Linked DNA regions of Homo sapiens: region 1 is linked to region 2. A link is a loop called in an ENCODE intact Hi-C map of the cell type or tissue named here. Cell type or tissue: ovary. All regions are shown on one strand. Links, peaks and the distances in the headings refer to the core of each region. The heading gives the core; the rest is flanking DNA. Region 1 overlaps PHLPP1 (PH domain and leucine rich repeat protein phosphatase 1). Region 2 overlaps PHLPP1 (PH domain and leucine rich repeat protein phosphatase 1).

Region 1 (9,711 bases), core at 1,958-6,957, 66 kb after region 2:
TGGTCAGTTAATTGAAAAAGCTGGCTAAAGGAGAATATAAAATGTTTAAGGTAATTTGCAAATACTTTCCCCATCTTAGACTTTATCTAGAGGCAGGGAGGTGTAGAATACCTCTAAAGCGTGCATGCATTCATTCATTTATTTATTTATTTAGAGACGGAGTCTCACTTTGTCGCCCAGGCCAGAGTGCAGGGAAAAAATTCAATTTTCTCTGGAATTTTAGATTCCAGAGAAAAGATGTTTTACTCAGGATGCCTTTTTTTTCTCTCTTTTCTTTTTAGCTTAACAGATTGCTCTCAATTTTTGAAATATAGCTAACCCCAATTATCTGTATATGGTACACTCAGCCCACTGCAACCTCCACCTCCTGTAAATGATTCTCCTGCCTCAGCCTCACGAGTAGCTGGGACTACAGGCACGTGCCGCTACTGCCTGGCTAATTTTTGTATTTTTAATAGAGACGGGTTTTCGCCATGTTAGCCAGGCTGGTCTCGAACTTCTGACCTCAGATGATCCGCCCACCTCGGCCTCCCAAAGTGCTGGGATTAGAGGCTTGAGCCACCGTGCCCGACCTAAAGCATCGTTTTGAAGGGAGGAACTGAGGGGAGCAAAGAATAATTCCTAGTTTAATATTCCGAGGATGACAGAAGCAGGAATTGAATTTTTATTTTAGTTCTTGCCTTGGAACCAGGGTATAGATTTTTATCAGCCTTTTCCCATTTACAGTTTCTTTCTGAACCTATTTTGGTATTTTTATTAATTGATTCACTTGATTGAGTTTCTCCAAAGCATTTAGTTTAATTTTCACAGAAATTACTTTGCCTTCATATTTCACTGGTCTACGTAAATGTTATTAATAATGTAATTACAAGTACAATTAGCATTACCGTGCAGCGGGGGTGGGGGATAGGAATATGCTGTGCATACTAGTGGGGGATCCCATGGTGTTATGGATTTCACCGATGTGTTTTACTGAAGGAATGGAGATGTGTGGGTAATCCAGTGGGTTGGTTAAGTGGAACTTGGTTAAAAGTACATTTGCCCTGTTTAGAGTCTTTATCCAGACTGCTGCCTTTGGGAGAACATTGCTAGTTTTATTAGACCTCAATGGCACTGTATTCATTCAGTATCCTGTCATAAACATTTCATGTCTGTTTTATGTTATTTGATTTTTTCAATAATACATCAATGAAGACGTTATGCCAATAGCATTTTCTATCTGTTTGAAGCTGTGGTCTCCTGAGGCGCAGCAGAGAGGCCCTTTTAAGTTTGTTTTCTTTAAATTCCTTCCTTTGAATTGGTTGTTAACAGAGAACCCCTAGGCTTTATCTCCGGGAGGTGGATCCGCTTTCACTGCCCAGGTGTCCTGGGCACACTTGTATTTTTCTGAATGAGCCAAGGTGGTAAAGCAGGGACTAGAATGGTGGGAATAGGGAAGGATGACTGTTGTCAGAGACAGAGACTAAGCAGGACTTGCAGTGCATGTGTAATCTCACTGTAATTACCAGGGACAAGTTAGAAATCAGTCCCTCCCTTCTCAGTTTATATTGGAATAGTGTCTTCTGGCAAAAGGTGAAAGGTTTTTCCTTTTGTGTGCTGTTTATAACAGAGCACCATTTTATGTAATTCATGTGCTTTCAAAAATAGATGGGTAGTAAGAGGGTTTTTTTGTTTTTTTTTGTTTTTGTCAAAGAGCTGTTCTTGTTCAGTCTACCAAGGTGTGTCACCATAAATTGTAATTAAAACTTGTACATCTTATGTTTTTCAAAACATCAATCTTGAGTTGTAAAATTACCATACCAAACCCTTTTTATACTGTACAACTTGTCTTTTTGGTACTGGTTGGATAAACCAAGAACAGAGTATTTTGAATTCCAGATAAAAGATGGTTTACTCACAATGCCTTTTTCCCCCTTTTTCCTATATATTTCTTATATCTTAGGTTCTTTCATCTCTTTGTATTCTTATGTCTGTTTTTCTGTTGTGCAAAGGGAACCAGTTCTACCAGGCCCTTTCATCTTGTTGTTAGCAAATAAGAGGTGTGTTTAAAAAAAAATAATAAAACAGAAAACCCAGCTTAACGTGCAATGGAAGTGGCTTGCCTCCATTCCCATCGCTGAGTTCTTAATGTTGTGGCAGGGAAGCCCATAAAGCTAAATTAAACAAAGCCACATCAAGGCTTTGTGTCAAGGCAATAAACCAGGCAGGGAGAACCACACTGATGTCAGATGAGCACACAGGGGGTGGGGAAGCAAGATGAGCTGAAAATATTTCAGGAGTCTGAACTATGCCGGGTGATTTCTTTCCTTAAGCATTAGTGAATATATGTAAGATTTTGTTGTTTTCCACAGAAACAAACAATGGCAGAGAGCATTTTCATATAAGTAGGTGACATTTTTGTCTTAAAAGAATCGTTGCTTGAAAAAAATCTCAGATGGCTATATGTGTGTTTATGTGTGTATGTGTTGTGTGTAGCTGTATTGATCAAATGACAGATTTAGTTGTTAAAAACAATGCCTTTGTTTTTGAAGAGTCACATGGACAAATAACGTTTCAGATTTTGTAAAACATCTGAATTGTTCCCAGAATTTTCTGGGCTTTTTTAAAAATATTGTTTGCAGAGGTGAAATACCTTGTTCTCTGCCTCAATGGTGTAGGTGCAGTAGGGGGTGGGGACTGACTCCCTCCATTCTTCATCAGTGTCTTCTCACACAGCACAAACCTTCTGCACCCTGATGCCTAGTCTCCAGGTACCATACTTTTTATCTTCAAGTTCCTGCTCTGTCTGGCTTTTGTTTCTTTATGCTGCAAATCCCTGATGCTGTTTGGAATGCACCTTTTTAGTTCTATAGGGCTGGGAAGTTCTGAGTGATGAAGGCAAGTAGTTCAAGGCCGCACCCGAGACCAATTTAATATATACATATATATGCATATTCATCTACATGAGTATAAGGAAAGTAAACATATAAACCTTTGATGCTTTTCACAGTAACACATTTTCTTTGGCTTTTTCTTTAATGAGCTTGATAGGTCATTTATCGCAGTTGAAGTCCTGTGTGTCTAAGTATACTTATTTTCCAGCTAATTTTTAAAGATAAATTGTGTGTGAGGCTAGTGATTTCATGGGCTATTATGATGGAACAACAGCTAGGAATAACAGGAAATAAATACAGATTGCATAAAAGAGAGTCAATGCTTTCCATGAATTTTTTACAAATTTGGAAAGGTAAGACTATAAATAAGAAGGCTAAATAAATAGGCACACCTCACCTATTTAGTGTTTGGTTGTCAGTCAGCGATCACTTGCAAGCACAACCTTGGGCCAGGAGGCTAGCGAAAAAAGACCTCTAAGCAGCCCAAACAGACACTACAGAATTTCAATAAAACACGTGGGAGGAGGTATCAAAAGTAGCATTCATAAAGTAGGAGCCAGCAGTCTGGGACCTCAGTAGTATCCATGGATGTTTTATGAATATCATTTATTATACTCTAATATAACCCCATAATGATGATGACCTAAGGCCATCAAGAAAAGGTACTTGCTATTTATTTGATTTTTGACCAGGCAGGACAAGTTATGACATATTCAAAAGTATTGAAGTAAAACATATTGCCAAAAGAATAAATTCTTGGGCATCTATAAAGCTCAGTAATCTAGAATACCACATGACTCCCAAGTTTAGGAAAGCCAATATATTAATATTATTGTTAGCAGCTATCAGGATTTAAAATGTTTTATAAAAAGTCACAGCATTTAAGTGGAACAAATGAAGGTACCCACCATGATTCCTGGTGGTGGCATGCATGCTGGTGGTGGTATGTGGTAGGAAGAAACTGTGGATAGAAAGATTAGTTATGTGGCTCTTGCCGTTAGTTGAGTGGGAGTTAAGGTCATGAATCTGAGTCTGGGGACTGAGAGGAAGGGATGGATACAAGAGATGCTATGATGATTCTTGAGGATGAAGTGGTTAACTGGATATACATGGCAAAGAGGGAGGGAGTATTTAAAAGTGACCCCAGGTTTTGCAGCTCATGAGTCTGGGAGAATGTTGTTTACTACTGCAGAAATGGGACAGGCAGCTGATTTTGCAGGGAGGAAGACTGGCTTTGTTTTCGGTGTGCTGAGTTGAGGAGCTGGCGACAGACCTGGCCGGAGCTTGGACTTAAAGGCCTGGAGCACTAAGAGGCTCTTTCCGACAGTTCCCAAGACAAGCAAAGACAGGCATGCTTTCATTATTGTCCTAGCAAGCGCTTAATAATTAGTGGTTGATTTGTAGTTTTTAAAAAATTTTGTGGGATGATTGGATTTTCTTGAAAACAAGCTGTTCAGATACGTAGTTTCTACTTACAAACAAAAAGTCAGTAATGAGACTTGCTCATCTGCTTGGAGGGTGGGAGCAGAAGCAGAGGCAGGCATGCTAGCCTGACAGCACTGTGTAGCCACATGTTTCCTCCTGAAATGTTATGTAAAATTTCCATTCTACTCCATAATGCTTATTTCAATATAATTTTAAAAATATAAAAGTATTAAGAATTGCCATCAACCCCAAATGAAAGTTTCCTCCTATGTTTCTCTTGTGGTTTTGCTTGGCTTTTCTTGCTTCTGCAGAGGGATGCTTTGCTTCTGACTTTATTCAAGCTACAAAGGGAGATCCAATTTCCTGCCAGCAATATGACAGCTCTTTTGCTGCATCATTGAATGTTCTTGCTGTTTTTTATGATCTTTAAACAAGTACTCTAAATTTATTAGCTGAGCATCATGAAATGCGTTAGGAAAGCAAGATAGTACAGCTTCATGTCATTGACATTTTTTTGAGGCTGGATTTACAACAGTAGGGAACTTATGATATGACTTTAGACTTTTGTCTTCATAGGAAATAGTGTTCTTTATTAAAATGACTAATTAATCATTGCAGATACTGACTGTCATTGGAAGGTTAAGAGTCTACACAGTTAACAGGTGGACTTGAAGGAAAGCAACCTTAGGTAAATTGGATTCGTACCCATTTTTTTCTTTCATAACTATAATTATTACCCTGCTAATTAATGAGTACACTTTTTTTTTTTTCCTGGAGACATTTTCTCTCTTTCTGAATAAAGAAATAATGAAAACAACTATTTTTCTAGTTTAGATTCCTATAACCAAGCAGATTTTGTTATTATAAATGTAAGCATATGTTTTTCTAATCAGAGTGACTAAATCAAACTCCTCTTTTTATGCTGCAAACTATCATTTTCAGTGACTGCTATGGAAATAGGAAAGTCAAGTCCATGTAGCATATGATACTGACCGAGCTTTACTTATGGACTTGGAGAGTGTCCCATCTTTCAAACAGCTGGAACTTAAAGGCAGCTTAGAAAAGAAATATTTTCTCAGTCATGACCTATTGAATTGTTAGTGCCAGAGTAAAACTGTAATTTGCTGTCTCATTTGTGTTCTATGGGCACTGGTGTGAAACAGTAGATTTTATTCTGATGTCCTTTTAGTATGAATGATTTTTTTATAATTTTTTTGATGGCTTCACTTTCTTCTGGTGGGAAAAACTCTGATTTTGTTACTCTTTTCTGACTAAATTCCACTTTTGCTCTCTTCTAACCTACTCCTTGCCTTCTAATCAGTGTATTCTGATGACTTCTTTGTTTCTCTAAATGTTACAAAGGAACACCCATTGATAAACTTTAAAAATGTTTCTAAGCCAGATGTGGTGGCTCACGCCTGTAATCCCAGCACTTTAGGAGTCTGAGACGTGAGGATTGCTTGAGCCCAGGAGTTTGTGACCAGTCTGGGCAACATAGGGAGACCCCATCTTTACAAAAAATTTATTAGCCAGGTATGGTGGTGTGCACCTAGGTTGCAGCTACTTGGGAGGCCAAGGTGGGAAGATTGCTTGAGCACAGGAGGTCAAGGCTGCAGTGAACCATGGTTGTTGTGCCACTGCACTCCAGCCTTGGTGAGAGAGCGAGCCTCTGTCTCAAAAAAAAAAAAAAAAAAAAAAAAGGTCACGCACAGTGGCGCATGGCTGTAATCCCAGCACTTTGGGAGGCTGAGGTGGGTGGATCACCTGAGGTTGGGAGTTCGAGACCAGCCTGGCCAACATGGTGTAACCCTGTCTCTACTAAAAATACAAAAATTAGCTGGGCATGGTGGTGCATGCCTGTAGTCCCAGCAACTTGGGAGGCTGAGGTGGGAGAATCACTTGAACCCAGGAGGCAGAGGTTGCAGTGAGCTGAGATCATACCACTGCACTCCAGCCTGGGCAACAGAGCGAGACTCCGTCTCAGAAAAGAAAACAAAAAACAAAACCTGTATAAAGCTTATCGAGTGAATGTAGATTGCAGGGGGGTGCTTGTCATGATCAACAAGTCACCTAGATATTTGCATAGAAAATCCATTCTGGAAAATTGAATAATGGTTCTGGTTCTTTCCAAGTCTAATGAATCAATCTTCAAAGCTAGGTTTTACCACCTGCTGCTGTTTCGCCTTCATATCATCTTGCCTGCCTGTTTGAACCATTTCATTCTAACTGCCAGATTTACCTGTTGATGGAACTTGATCTACTTATAGTTTAGCGCTGGCCATTCCTGACACTGGTCCTTGTCCAGACAGTCAGCCTGCTCCTTAGCTCTTCCATAGTAACAACCATAACCTGGATTTATTGAACATAGAACTTAATATACATTATAACATTAATTTAGTTAACAGTTATTGAGTGCTTGCTATGTATTAGGCACTATACCAAATACTACACATAAATGATTTAAGTGCTAGTTTTATCTGTTTCTACGGAGGAATAAACTGATGATTGAATTTGTAACTTGCCCAAATTCACACACTAGGGAGAGGTGGAGCCAGGACTCAAACACAGGCCTGTCTGACTCTAGAGTCTATTCTCTTAACTCCTGTGCCATGATGGTAATTCCCTGCTCTACCTCCTGTGGTTTGGACTAGTTGAATGTTTCTCAAACTGGGGTCTGTCAGCCTGCCAGTTGGGTCTTAATTTCCTTTATGTTCAATCCTATATCAAACTGAAATTATACAAGTTTGGTTTCCCAATATTGATGAATCTCCTTTGTTGTTGCTATCCACATATATAGTGACCTTTGCCATAACTAACTTGCTTTCCTGAAAGACAAGTTTTGTTAAAGAAATTAAACCAGCATTTTTTAATATTGGGAGGTTATGTGGCTCTCATGGAAGATTATGATAAACCTTCTTTTAAAACTTAAGGTGAAATGTCATATATATTTTGTATACATATGCATACATATATACCTGCACACTTATATATCTATCCCCCCCGAAAAAAGTGATAGATTTGAAGTGCTTGTTTTGTTTTGTTGTTTTTTTTCTTTCCAGAAGCAGCTCTAAGTCCCTCTCTAGAACATTTTATAAATTAGTATATTAGTCTGCGATTTTGGATATGGGAATGACTTTTCATTCCACAAGTGTATTTTTTGTTGAGAGTTTAATTATTACTTTTTTTTTTTTTTAAGGCAGATTCTCACTCTGTCAACCATGCTGAGTGCAGTAGCACAGTCATAGCTCACTGCAACCTTGAATTCCCTGACTCTAGTGATCCTCTTAACCTCAACCTTCTAAGTAGATGGGACTACAGCTGCACATCACCATGCCCAGCTAAGTTTTGATTTTTTTTCTTTTTTTAGAGATAGGATCTTGCTGTGTTGTCAAGGTTGATTTTCAACTCCTGGACTCAAGGGATCCTCCTGCCTTGGCTTCCCAAAGTGATGGGATTACAGGCATGAGCTATGGTGACTTGCTTAATTATTACTGTTTTAATCTACAATTAACAATTTAAAGAACTAGCTTTTTTTTACACAAATGACTCAGTTTGTATTTGTAGATTTATTGTTGACCAGCAAAAGATGAAGCACACACAGGAACTGGCCCTTGTTATGTAAATGCTCCAAGTGGACTCTGTAGTGTGGTGTTTTCAGTGCTGGGGAAGATTTGTTTCTAATGAGCATCAATACTTTTACTAACCTAACCACATTAAGGATTAAGTAGATGGAGTAGGGAACAAACTCTTAAGGGCAATAGAATAAGGAAAAAAGTGGGCTGACACTGTGTATCCCCCAGCCTCTTTATTATCCATCAGTTTCAGCTTATTTTGAAATCTGCTTTGATACTGCTTGAAAACAAGGGTTGGCAAATGTTTTCTGTAAAGGACTAGGTAATAAATATAATATTTTAGGCTGTGCAGTTCTCGTAGGTCTTTGTTGCATATTCTTAATTGGTTTTTTACAACCCTCTAAATTTTTTACTTTAAAAATGTAAAAACTGGCCGGGCGCGATGGCTCACACTTGTAATCCCAGCACTTTGGGAGGCTGAGGTGGGCGGATTCCCTGAGCTCAGGAGTTCACAACGAGCCTTGGCAACACGGTGAAACCTCATCTCTACTAAAATACAAAAAATTAGCTGGGAGTGGTGGCGTGCGCCTGTAGTCCCAGCTACTCGGGAGGCTGAGGCAGGAGAATTGCTTGAACCCGGGAGGTGGAGGTTGCAGTGAGCCGAGCCGAGCCAAGCTGAGATCACACCACTGCACTCCAGCCTGGGCGACAGAGTGAGACTCCATCTCAAAAAAAAAAAAAAAAAAAAACAACAACAAAAATTGTAAAAACCATTCTTAACTCACTGGTCACTCAGAAACAAACCATAAGCTGGACTTGGTCACTGGATGGTAGTTGACCTCTTCTCTACAGGAATCTTTACAGGAATCTTTTCAGTTGAGCCCATGAACACCTGAATTAGAAATGAAAACTTATCTTCTATCCCATGCTGCAGAAAGCATAGACATCCCTTAGCGCCTCCAATATCCTGTTGCCCCTCACTACTCTCAGACTTTTAATATGACCCCTAGCCCTTCCCACTCAATTTCACCTTCTAATCTAAAATCTTATTGATCAATTGCCTGGATTATTGCATAGTTACGTGCTGTGCAAGTTTCTTGCTAGTTTGCTGCTTCGAGTCTCTTGTCTAAACTGTCCTGTACACAGCTATTAAAGTAATGTTCTGGAGATACAGTTTTACTATGTCATCCTTCTACTCAGGGTATGTTAATGGCTTCCTAATTTCTTGCCATGTGACATTGACACTTGTCATTCTTTGAAAGGTTATGGAGCTTCCCATACTCTGACCACTTTACTTGTTAGTTTCCTGTGTGAGTCCACGGTTTACAAAGCAGGTATAGCTTGTGATTAATTCCTTGACAAATCTGAAATTTGTTAGTGATAATGGATTTTGTTGAAGTACCTTGTTAAAAGTAAATTCCAAGTTTGTAAAACTCAGAATTTTCAGAGCTGTAATAATAATAGTAAATATGAAGTATCATTGTGCTTTACAGTTATATTGGCCTATTTAATCCTCACAACAGGAAGGTGTTATTGTTTTTACCATTTTACAGGGAGGAAACTAAGACAGAGAGGTCAGTAGAGAGAGTAAGAGGCAGAGGTCAAACCTAAGCTGTCTGGCTTTGGAATCCATGTTTTGGAACTACTGTGCTGCATTGCTTCCATGATGAATTAGTAGTTAAAAGAAAGACTTTGAACCTAGTAGAGGAGAGGAAGGAATTGTTCAAACATAACTTTAACCTTCATTCCTTTCCCTGCCAAGGTCCCAGGTCTTTTTGTATTTTGTTATTTTTGCCAGATAGTTTATGAACTTGGCCGAACTTTACAGATGGAAGTATTTG
Region 2 (9,711 bases), core at 2,954-7,953:
ATGAAAGTCTTTAATGAGCGAGAAGGCCCTGGATAAAGGTACTATCTAATTACAGAGTTGTTAATGAAAACTTGGTTTGAAAATTGTTATAGCATCTACCAGGCCACCATTCTCTTAGCTGACTTAAGATATGGGAAAATTTAATTAGCTTTATCTGAAGTTACTTAAGTATTTAATATCCTTTTAAAATCGGACATCTTAAATTTTGCCTGAAAGAGAGTAATTATAGGTTAAAAAATTCAAGAACTTAAGGTTGCTCGACATAAGTTATGGACTCCTAAACATGAATGAGCTTTTGTTTTAGACTCTCTGGGGAGCCTTTGTCATTGATGTAGGGCAGCATTAAACTATATCTTTTTATATTTTTTGACTCTTTTCTCCCAGCACTTAGATCTGAGTAGTCTAGCAATTTCTGTTCGAATTTTAGTAATGACAAAGGGTGTTGACAGAATAAAGTGCACATTCACTGTACCTAGTGAATCTCGGACAAGGTATTTTTGTGTGTGACTCCTTGGGATTTCGCGGGAACAATCTTTTTATCCCTGTCATATTTTATTTATTTTCTCTTCTGGGAATGATCAAACCTTAATGTGGTTTCCTACATGCAAACCAAGAGGGGAGAGGTGGTTCAGCATTAAGCTATAATATTGACAAGCAGGTTCTTATTACTATAATTACAGCAGTATTGAGTAACGCGGTTCGAACGTGTGACACCAGTGTGTGCTTGAACAGTCCCTTTAATTTTCAGTACAGAGGCTTTAAATTTTTTTTTTAGTATTTTACATTTTTATATTTATATTTTATATTTGTTTGTTTTTGTTGTAAAGTACATGCCACCCTTCACTACTATGGCGTGATAACATCTACAATACATTGGTTTTTATTATCTTCAAACATCTTGAAGGGTTTTTACATAAATTATTTCATTCGCCCTTTCAAAAACAGTGTTAAGGAGGAGTCAGTGGCAATCCTCTTTTCAGATGGAGAAACTGATGCACAGAGAGATCTGACTCGTCGTATTTCCGTCCTCGGGAGGGCGGAGAATAGAGAGCTTGGGTATTTTATTTTGCAATTCGTATCACTTTCCATGAATCGATGCTAAATTAAATTTACACTTGAATTTTTCCCTTGGTTAAAAGCATTCCAAAAATATGCTGTTTTTGTTGGTAATGAGGTGGTATTATCCTCTAGTTCAAAGTGGTATTTCTTGTGAAATGTGGATGGTTCTGTTTATCATGGTGCCTTTAAAAATGTAAAGAACCAAGACGGACAAATAAGGAGACAGTATGGAAAGAGTACTGAAGTGTTCTAAATATCCTGGTTGCAAATAGTCATGCTTGGATTTAAGTTGATATGAATTAAAGTTTACGTAATAGTTCTTTATTCTCTTATTCAAGCATACCTATTTGTTAAACTGTAAATCTTCATTGGGAAGTAGAGAATTAACACTTTGCCTGAAAAGTGGGTAACTTTTGAGGGGTGTGGGTGTGTGTGTGTGTGTGTGTGTGTGTGTATGTGTGACAGTTCAGTTGCTTTAAAACATGGCTTTTAAAGTAACTGAAAATATTTCTCATTAAATATCTTATTTGCTTAAACTTATTATTAAAAAATCGAGTTGTCTTTTAATGATGCTTTCTTGATGTTATTGTGCTCTTGTATAATTTTTATAATTCATGTTATATAGTGCTAGAGATAGTAAGTTCTTCTCCTTGAATTTCATAGTTATTCCTAAATTCGTGTGTCTTTTGTACTCATTGAAGTAATTGTAGGGGCAGGAGATGAGTGTAAATGAATTTGTGTAAAGTTTTAGGTTGAAAGTTTTATCTTTTGGTTGCTATAAGATTATCAAATCACCCACCTTAAATGATTGATATATACAAAGATAAGTTATTTTTTAAGTGTAAAATGTTTTTGTTGTTTCTCATTCTCTTCTTAGAATCCTGAAATTAGCTTTTCATTTACTGGTAACATAACATTCACTGACATTGTATGTGATCTAAGCCTAGTATAGTCCTTGGCATTTTAGTTTAACATTTGTTGAATTTAATTTGTGGAATTTTGTTAAGCAGCTGGTGGTGTGTGCCCTGATTTTTCAGCTTCCATCCTGTTTGGGTCCCCAGGGATGTGTTAAACACACATACACACAGCGGCATTTCTCCCATGGCAGGAGATTTTAGATGTGCTACATACTATTAATATCTTCTATTTCACGTGAGTGAACTCTGGATTTTGAGAGAATAGCTCTCTCTGAAAGTTTTCTTAGAGTTAACAGGTTTCTCCCAACTTTTCAAAGGCATCTCGTACTTAATTTTGCAGTGAATTTAATGAGACATCTGTCAAATGAGGCATCTTAGATTTAATGATTTTGTTATGTGCCAGGGTTTAACATAATTCAGTCTATCTGGACTGGAGAAGGGTTTGATTGTACTGTGAAAGTCCAGAGATCCTGAAGCCGCTCAATAGAAAAACGATTCCTTTAAAGACGCCTGACATTTTGAAAAAGAGAAAGAGATGTTATCAAAATGTCTAAAACAGCCTGGGAAAATGAAGTCTTTTTTTTTCTTTAAAGTTCCACCTTCTAAACCCATTCCATCCCTTTAATCACATGCATCTGGTGGAACACTGGTAATGAGGGGTTTTGAATCTGGCCTGACGTCACTGTGATTCTACGGCAAACCCTTTTTTATACTTACCTTTGGCTTTCTAAAGATAATATAATTAAACAAAATCCACCATATGAATTCATTAGATATATTAGATATTTATAACCTAAGGCTGTATGACTGACTGGATTTGTATGAAACTTCAACTCCAGAAACTTATGATAAATTGAAACTCAAGTACTTAGGAAGAATAGACTTTAATGATACTTTGATTAAAAGATGTTAGTATATTTAGGTAACTGTGAAATAGCAACTCTTTGAAGATGTGTGATATTATGCTTTTTATCAAGCATAATAACAGTTACTGGATTAATGAAGTGTTGTTATTCTTTGACTTTAGAGTTGGAATGGTTTTGTTGTGTTACCATGACTTGGCCTCATATACTTTTTGGTATGTTAGGTGAAACAAGGCATAACCATTTTGTAATGCCACATGCATACTGAAGTAATTTTTTTCCCTGTTGTATTTTTTACATTTGAGATTTTTATACATCGTAAAGTGTGTTTAACAATAAAGTGTCTTGTGGAGGTGTAAGCCTAGTGGCCTCTGAGTTTGTGACCTAGAAGTTAATAATGAAAACTCCATAAAATACTTTGTTTGGAGGTTGCACATATTGTATGATTTTGGAGATATCAATACTTTAGAAAAACACAAGCAAAAAACATCCAGAATTTTGGCATATTTTTTTCTAACTGGAGCTTGGCTAAAAGTAAATTAGCCTTGCTTCTAGTTTGTGAAAGCATTCAGTTGAAGACTGATGAAATTTGAAATATTTGGTTTTGGACCATTTCAATAATGAGTGAAATCTAATTAGAAAGTGAAGTTAGAGAGAATTTGAATTGGTTGTAATTTTTTTAAAGGGTTTTTCTCACATTCTGTTTAAGCAGGAAGAGATTTGTATTTGTTGCTCTCTATTTCTTCTGAATCAGACATCTGAGGAAGAGCAGGTGGAGAATGAATCTTTTCATATACCTGCCTCAGTTAATAATGTGTTAGAGTGTTTGGGCTTTCTTTTCAAATACCAGGCATGTTTTTAAATACAGCAAGAGCTTGGCTGGTGTGTTGGGGGTGGGGGTTGGGTCAAAGTCACTCTCCTCTTCAAAAACAGAACTTTGGGAAACAATTTTTTCCTTTTATCTCACACTGTGAGAGAAAATGTACTGCTTTTTAGAGAAAGTAGTCTGAGAGTTGGGAAACTTGGCATGACTTTGGGCATTCATTTTAACCTACCCTGGGCTTTGATTTCCTCATTTGTAAGACGATGGGGTTGGAGTAGAGCGAGTCCAAGATCTCTTCCAACTCGTAACATTCTGAGGCTTCATTAGAGAGCCTGTTTTTTTTGAAGGGCTTTGAAAGTTGTAGTTGTTTTAAGTTCTGTAAGACATGGCTATGGGCTTAAAACTGTCAAATCCCCTGCCTTTTCTTATGGACTTGGACCTAATGTACACAAGTCAGCTGGAGGTTGCCAACCAAACAAAGCAGACCTCCTCTTTGGTGTAGATTAGGACAAGAATCGATGTTTGATTACCCCGTTCCCTGTCATTCCTACTCCTGAAGTAAAATTCAGCATGCCAGAGATGAGTATAAAGTACATCCTCTTTTAAGTTAAAGTGAAATTCTTAAATTAACTTAGCAAGATGCCTTCATAGTCTAGTTCATCAAGTTTACTCTAATAACTGTATTAGAGGGATACAAATGTGTAAAATTTGCTGGCTAGTTAGCTTTATTTATGGTGAGCTGTGTGCTTGCCTACCGGTGCTTAGAGTCAGTAGGAGAAAAAACATTTTAAGAAAATGGATTTTTTGCACTGTTACTTTGGACAGGTAATAGAATTTAGGATGTTGTAGAGATAATTTAGTCCAACATCTGTATTTTTATAGATGAGAAAAGTAAACCTGTGAGGTAAAGAATCTGGTCCAGAATCATTGGTTAAGTCAGTTACAGAGTTAGGACCACCACCTAGGATTTTGATGATCTGTCCAGTGTTCTTTTTTTCCCACACTGTGAATGTGTAATACTTACTGTCTTTGGTGGTTCTTTATATTAATACTATTAAAAATGAAAGTTAAAGAAATTGTGTGCTTTACACAGTTAGTCGTTTCTCTATTCAAGGTTTTTTCCTAGTTCTTTTCATTCTAATCAGTGCTTTTGAGGGGTTGCATATCACTTTGACAGATTGTAAGAAAGGAACTTCTGATGGAACAGGTGGGTATTTTAATTGCAGAGAGAGAAATTAGATTTCATCAGTGATGTTACCTTTGTGGGATGCATGATAGAACTATTGACAGTTGGCAGAGAAGAGGTACAGTGTTAGAAAATCAATGTTCTTAGTTCATTCAGTACTTTGAAGGTGAAATTGTTAAAAGAATAAAAGTGTTAGAAAAAAATCATTGAATTAAAAAAATAATTTGGGAGAAAAATTTAAGCATGAATTTTGAAAAAAATTTCCCTTTAAATATGTGTGTGTTGGCTGTGTGCGGTGGCTCACACCTGTAATCCCAGCACTTTGGGAGGCTGAGTCGGGCAGATCACCTGAGGTCAGGAGTTCGAGACCAGCCTGGCTAACATGGTGAAACCCTGTCTCTACTAAAAATACAAAAAATTAGCTGGGCCTAGTGGCGCACGCCTGTAATTCCAGCTACTCCAGAGGCTGGGGCAGGAGAATCGCTTGAACCCGGGAGGCAGAGGTTGCAGTGAGCCAACATTGCACCACTGCATTCCCGTCTGGGTGGCAGAGCAAAACTCAGTCTCAAAAAAAAAAAAAAATAATAAATAAAAAAATAAATATGTATGTATTAAAAAGATTCAACATTATCTTCTTTGAATTATTTTTAAAAAGATGTGTCAAAATTAATTGCAACTTAGCTTATTTTTCAGGTACATGTACGCAGTTCTACCTTTCTGTGACATAATTGAAACAACTTGTTCAGTATCTTTGGGCTTTTGTTGTGTGCTGATTTGGAAGTCTTTATCAGAAATATGCCATTGCTTTGAATACTTTCTCTCTCTCTTTCTGTCTCTTAAAAAAAGAGAGAGAGAGAGAGAAAGAAATATCCTGCTCTCATTAGCAAAAAGATAGTTTGTGAACTGTGGAAACAAATATTTCCAGCTAATTTTAGGGTATGACAGATTTCCTTTTATGCTAGATTTCATTTTAATTTAATTATTTATCTTAAGCAAAAGCTTTAGCTTCCTTTCTATGAGAGTTAGCCTACTAAGTCAATTAATTCCCCAAAGATTACTGTTCAATTTTAAATGAGTAAAGGAACTTTTAAAAAAATGCGTAAGTACACAAGGGTAAAAATATATTGCATCTGTCATATTGAGTATCCCAGATGCGGAAGCAGAGGAAAAATTTCTCTTGATGGTCTCTTAGAGAGGTGGTATGGCTGGGGTGCAGCTGACATTCAGTTTTAAGTAACAAGGAACTCTCGTGTATAAACACTGCTATAGTTGGCAAACTTATTCTTCCTTATGCACACACACACTATATATATGTATGTGTATATACACACACACACACACACACGCATGTTCTCCATTGAGTGTGGAGGTAGGATATGATGAGAGGTAGTAGTTGTATTTATGGATGGGAGGGGGTGAGTAGGGTAACTGATCCTGGGGAAAAAAATCTCAATTTAAAAAAATTTGCAGTTAATTTTGTTGAACATTAATTGGTAACTCATTGTGACTTGTTCATATCCCTTGCCTGCTTTTTTTTTTTGGGGGGGTTGGATGTTTGCTTTTTTCTTACTAATTTCTTTGGGAGTTACATAGAGAAGCTAGTTTTGTTTACTAAGTCACTTATATTTTCTTTATCTGTTCACTTTTATATCAGTCTTTTCCTCTAGGTTTTCAGGGTCTGTGTCATGCTTAGGAATATCTCTTCTACTCCAGGATTTTAAAAATTTTCTAGTACTTGTAGTATTTTATCATTTTCTTTTCTTTTCTTTCCTTTTCTGTTCTGTTCTGTTCTTTTTTTTTTTTTTTTTTTTTATGGAGTCTTGCTCTGTCACCCAGGCTGGAGTGCAGTGGTGTGATCTCGGCTCACTACAACCTCTGCCTCCCGGGTTCATGCGATTCTCCTGCCTCAGCCTCCTGAGTAGCTGGGATTACAGGCGCCTGCCACCACGCTCAGCTAACTTTTGTATTTTTAGTAGAGATGGGGTTTTGCCATGTTGGCCATGCTGGTCTTGAACTCCTGAGCTCAGGTGATCCATCTGCCTTGGCCTCCCAAAGTTCTGGGATTACAGGCGTGACCCACCATGCCCGGCCAGTATTTTATAGTTTTCTATGCATAAAAATTTGATGTATCATCATTTAAGATAGGAAGGAGAGGCCGGGTGCGGTGGCTCACACCTGTAATCCCAGCACTTTGGGAGGCCGAGGTAGGTGGATCACCTGAGGCCAGGAATTCAAGACCAACCTGACCAACATGGTGAAACCCCATCTCTACTAAAAATACAAAAATTAGCTGGGCATGGTGGCAGGCACCTGTAATCCCAGCTACTCGGGAGGCTGAGTCAGAAGAATCACTTGAACCTGGGAGGTGAAGGTTGCAGTGAGCCGAGATCAAGCCATTGCACTCCAGCCTGGGTGACAGAGTGATACTCTGTCTCAAAAAAAAAAAAAAAAAGGGAAGGAGGAAAAATAACAAATTGTTCGCACATTTTAATTGAATAACTGTGTTCTTTCTTCACTGATTTAAAATGCCCCTTTTGGCAGGTATGTGGCACATGCCTGTATTTCCCACACTTTGGGAGGCCAAGGCAGGAGAATCATTTGTGCTGAGGAGTTCGAGACCAGCCTTGGCAACATAGTGAGACCCATTCTCTACAAAATAATAATAATAAAAAAAATTAGATGGGCATGGTAGCATGCTTGTAGTCCTAGCTACTTGGGAAGCTGAGGTGGGAAGATATTCTTGAGTCCAGGAGTTCGAGGCTGCTGTGAGCCATGGTCATGCCACTGCACTCCAGCTTGGGTGACAGAGCGAGACCCTGTCTCAAAAAAAAAAAAAAAAAAGCACTTTTCTCCAGAGTTTATGCCATTTTTGCTTGTCTGTTTTAACTGGCAGGCTGGGGATTAAAATCTACAATATGGAGTAATGTAAGTTTAGGGTAGGTATTAGGGTTTGTTGAGGGACAGTAGGGAGAAAGGGAAGGCTCTTTAGCCTTACCACTGCATTTCTTTTTGATGCCCCAATTTCCCACGCCATCGTCACTTTTAGGATGGCAGCTTATGTGCTTCTGGATATGGACTTATCAGGATACTCCTTTCCTGTGGATTCTGTATCATCTCTAAGTGGCTTGGATGGGAAGGGGAGGGGGGCTGGAATATAAAATATTGCTTCTATGTGTATTTTTCACCCTTTACGTATTAGAGATAATTTTTTAGGCCAGGTGCGGTGGCTCACGCGTGTAATCCTAGCACTTTGGGAGGCTGAGGCAGGCGGGCGGGCAGATCACCTGATGTCAGGAGCTTGAGACCAGCCTGGCCAACATGGTGAAACCTCGTCTCTACTAAAAATACAAAAATTAGCTGGACGTGGTGGTGCATCCCTGTAATCCCAGCTACTCGGGAGGCTGAGGCAGAAGAATCACTTGAGTCCAGGAGGCAGAAATTGTAGTGAGCCGAGATGGTGCCACTGCACTCCAGCCTGGGCAATGGAGTGAGACTGACTCAAAAAAAAAAAAAATATTTTTTTTAAAGAAGTGACATAAAGCATTGATTTCTGTTTTCTGAATTTGAGCTCTTTGACTAATTTATTTTGCATTAGGCAGCAGTCTCAGCTGTTTATACTGTTCAGATTCACTGAACTTTTTTCACCTTCTGGAGAAATTCTGGGGGCTACCCCTTAAAGGTCATTGTGAAGCACATATGGCTTATCTTTATCTTTTTTTTTTTTTTTTTGAGACAGTGTCTCACTCTGCCACCCAGGCAGGAGTGCAGTGGCGCGATCTTGGTTCACTGCAACCTCTGCCTCCCAGGTTCAAGTGATTCTCCTGTCTTGCCTCAGCCTCCCATGTAGCTGGGATTACAGGTACACACCACTACACCTGGGTACTTTTTGTATTTTCAGTAGAGACGGTGTTTCACCATGTTAGCCAGGCTGGTCTCAAACTCCTGACTTCGTGATCTGCCCGCCTCGGCCTCCCAAAGTGCTGGGATTACAGGCATGAGCCACTGCGCCTGGCCTGGTTTATCTTTTAATTTTAAAAAAGGAAGGCTAACATGCCTATTGAAATTAGTAGACTCTGCCAGTGGTGCCTTGAGTTTTTTTTTTGGCTAGCCTGAGAAGGGGGTTCCATGTGTTGTCTTGAACTGATGACAGTTCTTGATTACAGGAATAATAATTTGAAATAGCTCTAACTTGAGATAGAACTCTGTGATCCTGCGACCAGTGTTCTAATCGTACCCATGGTACGTTAGTGCTGTTGAGTCAGTTAATTCCCAGAAAAAATGAAGTGTTTTTTTTAGTGGGAATGGGGGAGGGAAAAGGAACACATTCCAAATATAGAAAAGTCAAATTAGAACATCTGCCATCTTTGGCAAACGGGCTTTCATGGTCTATTGACCAATTCTTAGTTATTATATAAATGACTGCAAGACACAAATGGTACTGCTGTTGGGTTTGGTGGCTTTATAAGATTCTGTGTGTTGGACAACTAGGTTTCTCTTCTGTAGGCTTTTAGTTGTGTTGCAGAAGTTCCAAATCACCTTTGCTGTAGTTGACTATAGGCTTTTTAATACATGAACACTTAAGGAGAAAATCTCCGGACCCATTGCTGTAAAATACTAAATGAAGCTGGGCGTGGTGGCTCATGCCTGTAATCCCAGCACTTTGGGAGGCTGAAGCGGGCAGATCACTTGAGGTCAGGAGTTCGAGACCCTGTCCCTACTAAAAATACAAAAAATTAGCCAAGCATGGTGGTGTGCGGCTGTAATCCCAGCTACTCGGGAGGCCGAGGCAGGAGAATCGCTTGAACCAGGGAGGTGGAGGTTGCCGTGAGCTGAGATCATGCCACTGCGCTCCAGCCTGGGTGA

Evidence for each region. Peaks named below come from ENCODE experiments on the same cell type or tissue, not always from the same donor. Only the 100,000 strongest peaks of a DNase experiment are listed, where the experiment ranks them.
Region 1: it touches region 2 in a loop (3-fold over the local background); 53 of 110 quality-filtered maps call a loop at or near these places.

The regions. Positions count from the first base shown.
Region 1 is chr18:62,786,895-62,796,605 of GRCh38, forward strand. All of the region lies in intron 1 of PHLPP1 (PH domain and leucine rich repeat protein phosphatase 1), which reads left to right. Among named protein-coding and RNA genes, the nearest start is that of PHLPP1, 76 kb to the left of the region's middle. In ovary, for the core only: no CTCF peak of the experiment used is centred there; a DNase peak (open chromatin) is centred at 4,146.
Region 2 is chr18:62,719,945-62,729,655 of GRCh38, forward strand. The region is part of intron 1 of PHLPP1 (PH domain and leucine rich repeat protein phosphatase 1); the gene reads left to right. Among named protein-coding and RNA genes, the nearest start is that of PHLPP1, 9.3 kb to the left of the region's middle. In ovary, for the core only: no CTCF peak of the experiment used is centred there; no DNase peak of the experiment used is centred there; H3K27ac peaks cover 736 bases.